Linked DNA regions of Homo sapiens: region 2 is linked to region 1. A link is an interaction called in ENCODE POLR2A ChIA-PET data of the cell type or tissue named here. Cell type or tissue: MCF 10A. All regions are shown on one strand.

Evidence for each region. Peaks named below come from ENCODE experiments on the same cell type or tissue, not always from the same donor. Only the 100,000 strongest peaks of a DNase experiment are listed, where the experiment ranks them.
Region 2: POLR2A ChIA-PET joins it to region 1 with 6 read pairs; 3 of 35 experiments call an interaction of 5 or more read pairs at or near these places.

The regions. Positions count from the first base shown.
Region 1 is chr22:31,060,177-31,062,676 of GRCh38, forward strand. It overlaps the pseudogene RN7SL633P. Among named protein-coding and RNA genes, the nearest start is that of SMTN, 20 kb to the right of the region's middle. In MCF 10A, no CTCF peak of the experiment used is centred here; a DNase peak (open chromatin) is centred at 1,155.
Region 2 is chr22:31,336,288-31,338,787 of GRCh38, forward strand. All of the region lies in intron 2 of PATZ1 (POZ/BTB and AT hook containing zinc finger 1), which reads right to left. PIK3IP1-DT (PIK3IP1 divergent transcript) reads left to right here. Exons shown (of 2, transcript NR_110542.1): 2 at 1,381-1,734. Among named protein-coding and RNA genes, the nearest start is that of PIK3IP1-DT, 2.2 kb to the left of the region's middle. RefSeq lists an enhancer at 2,192-2,500. In MCF 10A, no CTCF peak of the experiment used is centred here; a DNase peak (open chromatin) is centred at 1,104.

The sequences.
Region 1 (2,500 bases):
GCCCAAGATGAAAATGGAGCAGGTCAAAACTGTGCTGATCAGTGGTGGGATTGTGACTGTGAATAGCCACTGCATTCCACCCTAGACAACATAGTGAGACTCTGTCTCTAAAAGTAAATAAATAGGCTGTGCGCAGTGGGCTCACGCCTGTAATCCCAGCACTTTAGGAGGCCAAGGCAGGCGGATCACTTGAGGTCAGGAGTTCAAGACCAGCCTGGCCGATATGGCGAAACCCTGTCTTTACTAAGAATATAAAAATTAGCTGGTCATGATGTCATGTGCCTGTGGTCCCAGCTACTCAGGAGGCTAAGGCAGGAGAATCACTTGAACCCGGGAGGCAGAGGTTGCAGTGAGCTGAGATCACATCACTGCACTGCAGCCTGGGCAATGAGTGAGACCCTATCTCAAAAAAAAAATTAATTAAATTAAATTTAAAAATGTAAATAAATAAGTAAATAAATAAATAAAAGCTGTGGGTTCAAATCCTGCTCAACAACCAATAGCTGTGTGCCTGGCCTACATATCACCTATCAGAGCCTTTGTTTTCTTTATTTGTAAAAACAACAACAAAAATGGCGGTAAAAACAAGCACCATTACTGAGTTGGTTATGTACAAGCCTCTGCTAAGCACCTTACCTGCATTATCTTATTTAATTGTCATCACAATAAACAAGTATTATTATTGTCCTCCTGAAACAAAATACATGAGAACGGTGTCTCTCATCCATGCTGCCGTAATTTCTAACCCAAGCCGCTGCTCATGCAGTCCCATCTACCTGGAGTGTATCTCTTTTTTTTTTGAGACGGAGTCTTGCTCTGTCTCCAGCTGGAGTGCAGTGGTGCAATCTTTGCTCACTGCAGCCTCTGCCTCCCGGGTTCCAGAGATTCTCCTGCCTCAACCTCCCGAGTAGCTGGGATTACAGGCAAGTGCCACCACACCTGGCTAATTTTTGTATTTTTAATAGAGTCGGGGTTTCGCCATGTTGGCCAGGCTGGTCTCAAACTCCTGTCTTCAGATGAGCCACCTACTTCAGCCTCCCAAAGTGCTAGGATTACAGGCATGAGCCACTGCACCCAGCCTGTAACCAACTCTTATGCAACCTTCAGTGTTCAGTGTAAGGTATCCAAAAAGTTACTTCCTGACTGTGAGACCTGGATTTCCAAATGAGGAAGCTGAGTCACACAGGGTGAGATCACATTCAAGTAAGAGACAGAGCTAGAGACCGGGTGCAGTGGCTCACACCTGTAATCCCAGCACTTTGGGAGGCTGAGGTGGGTGGATCACCTGAGCTCGCGAGTTCGAGACCAGCCTGATCAACATGGAGAAACCCTGTCTCTACTAAAAGTACAAAATTAGCTGGGCATGGTGGCGCATGCCTGTAATCCCAGCTACTCGGGAGGCCGAGGCAGGAGAATCGCTTGAACCTGGGAAGTGGATCCCATCTACTCGGGAGGCTGAGGCAGGAGAATCGCTTGACCCCAGAAGGTGGAGGTTGCCGTGAGCCGAGATCACGCCACTGCACTTTACCCTGGGCAACAAGAGTGAAACTCCGTCTCAAAAAAAAAAAAAAAAAAGACAGAGCTAGGAAGTGCTTACAACTTCCTCACGCTTACCTACATTTCAATTTCTGTTATTGAATCTTTTCCCCCTCAGATATACCCTATCAGCTTCTATTTTTATTTTTATTTTTATTTTTTGTGATGGAGTCTTGCTCTGTCGCTCAGGCTGGAGTGCAGTGGTGTGATCTTGGCTCACTGTAGCCTCCACCTCCCAGGTTCAAGTGATTCTTCTACCTCAGCCTCCTGAGTAGCTGGAATTACAGGCGGATGCAACCACACCGGGCTAATTTTTGTATTTTTAGTAGAGACGGGGTTTCACCATGTTGGCCGGGCTGGTCTGGAACTCCTGACCTCAAGTGATCCACCCGCCTCAGCTTCCCAAAGTGCTGGGATTACAGGCATGAACCACCACACCCGGCCCCTAGCAGCTTCTATAAAACAACACTGGGCACCTGTCCCATCCCCTGCTGCCTCCTTCAGCTCCAAATTGCCACCAAAGCCTTATTCAACCCTTTGCAACAGCCCTGTGCAAAAGGTAGGCTAGATATCATCCCCATGTCACAGACGGGGAAACTGAGGCTCAGAGAAATGAAGCAAGTTGCTTGAGGCCTTGCAACCAGCAAGAGGAGAAACCATAGGTGGACAACAGTGCTGTCTGACTCCCACCCCAGTGCTGTTTCCCCACCACAGCGAGCTGACCCTCGACCCCTCAACCTTCCCAGATGGGAGACTTCACCTCAACTCTCACACCTACACAGGTGATTAGGATTAAAGAGAAAATCAACATGAGATCAATTTGAAAGGAAGGGCCCTGCAGGACTAATAGGGTATTTTGCAAATAAGTAAAAAAATAAAAATAAAAAGTAAGCCTCCTTGAAAAATCGTAAAAGAACTGGGGGAATGAATAAGCTGTAACTGTTCTAAATCAGATCGTATTCCT
Region 2 (2,500 bases), 280 kb after region 1:
TCCCTGGGTTTCCCCTAGTTTTATACAAAGAATTATATTTGTTCATTTTATTCAAAAGTGACATTAGTCTTGGCCAGGGAAATGGAAAGGAAAGGCAGGACAAAGTGCAGAGATAATTATTCGTAATATTTTCACGAGTTTGAATTGAAAAAGCAGCCCATTAAATGATAGTGGCAATTCTGACGACATGAGAATTAGCAGACAGCAAGGGCCAGAGGCTTCAAAAGTGTCTGTGGGCCGGGTGCGGTGGCTCATGCTTGTAATCCCAGCGCTTTGGGAGGCCGAGATGGGTGGATCACCTGAGGTCAGGAGTTCAAGACCAGCCTGGCCAACATGGTGAAACCCCATCTCTATTAAAAATATAAAAAATTAGCCGGGTGTGGTGGCAGACTCCCGTAATCCCAGCTACTTGGGAGGCTGAGGCAGGAGAATCACTTGAACCTGGGAGGTAGAGGTTGCAGTGAGCCAAGATCGTGTCACTGCACTCCAGCCTGGGCAACAAGTCAAGACTTCCTCTCAAAAAAAAAAAAAAAAAAAAAAATCCGGGCGCGGTGGCTCACACCTGTAATCCCAGCACTTTGGGAGGCTGAGGCGGGCGGATCACGAAGTCAGGAGATCAAGACCATCCTGGCTAACACGGTGAAACTCGGTCTCTACTAAAAACACAAAAAAATTAACCAGGCATGGTGGCAGGTGCCTGTAGTCCCAGCTACTCGGGAGGCTGAGGCGGGAGAATGGCATAAACCCGGGAGGCAGAGCTTGCAGTGAGCCGAGATCACACCACTGCACTCCAGCCTGGGCAACAGAGCAAGACTCCGTCTCAAAAAAAAAAAGCATTTGTGAAACGTTAAGCTGGGGAAGTGCTGGTGACAGCAAGGATGATGATACTACCCTGTATTGATTAAGCATTCATTGTGTGCCAGGCAGGCACGGTGCTCAGCCTTTTAGAGGCACTTATCTCATGCAACCCATCCTGACAGCAGCCCTCCGAGGCAAGCTGTGTGATCACCCTCCAAGACAGCGTGGCTTTGGAAAGCTGTGGTGTGAGCTGAGCACCAACTCACAGCCAGGCCCCCGGGGTTGGATGAGTCAGGAGCTGAAGGTCAGAACCAGCACCCTGGAAGGAGGACTCAGGTTGGCAGGCACTTCCTGTACCTGAGCACCTGACTTAGTACCAGTGATCAGTCTCCTCACAACATCCCTTCCTCAGCTGGAGCTTACAAAGGCATTCCAGCTGTGGGGGTCATAGAATATTGGGAAAGCCCTGAGAAGAGCTGAATCCGTTGGCTTTCAAGCTATTTTGGTTCCAGGGAGGTGTTTCATGGGTTCTAGTCAATTTTGACTCATTTCTTTTGTGTGTGTGTGTGTTTACTGTTTTAGAACTGTAAGAGAAAGCAACATTCACCTTTGTGTCACAGATCAAATGGTAACCCACTGAAGACCACCCCATTACCTTGTGCTAGAACGGAACTGCCTCTGCCATCTCTCTTTAACAGAAGCACATCCTGAGAACCTGAGAGCTCAAGGTAAGTGGCTGAACACTGTCAACACATACAGACATCTAACTGTCTCCTTACTGTACAGCCATAGCAAGAAACAAACGCATGCAATGCTGTCAAGGTAGAAGACACCACTGTTTACTACCCCAGTCCCAAATATCTGTGTACGTTAGCACAGCCTACCTAGCTCTTCTGTCATTGTCTTTTTAAGTAAACATTATACATTTGAACTGAATTTGTAGCAATGACATACTGCTTTTATCTGTTTTATATATTCAGTGTATTCATATCATAAATGAGGAAACCTTCAGAAGGTGAACTTGCTTAAAACACAAGACTCAGCTACTAAAGAAAGTCTAGCACACCCACCCCCACCACACCCAGGCCAGTACTTTACCAATCCTCCTGGACACCCTGGGGGATTCTGATCTCTCCCAGTTTACAGCTGGGCCAGTGGAGGCCGTGAGAGGATATGAGACAGCTGGACTAAGAACCAGTCCCAGAGCCTGTGCTCTTACCATCTCCAGATTCAGGAGAGGGAGCTTCTGCTGAGTGAAAGGTGCTCATACTTTATAACACAGTGTACAGTACTTGGCAGCCAGGACTCCCAAAAGGGAAAGGTGAACAGATTTGTGCAAGGAAATTCCAGCATGTAGGAAGTCAGAAAGCACCATGGATGCTTGCTCTCATGGCCACATGTGGGCCCCACGTCAGCCAGGGACCTCATGACCCAGTGACAGGCCACAGTAGGAGAAAAAAACTCCTAACCTCTACACAGCCCAGCAGTCTCTAAACCAGAGCAGGGGCTGCATAAACACCCCCGGGAAAGAGAGGTACACCTGTTGATTTATTTGGGGACAAGAGCTAGCTTTGCCAGGCAGCGACCCAAAGACCACCCCTCCAATGGTGAGAGAGGGTGTGTTCTAAGCCTCAGAACTCAAAGGAACCAACATGGATCAGGTGTAAGAAAACAGGGCTGAGGCCAGGCGCAGTGGCTCACA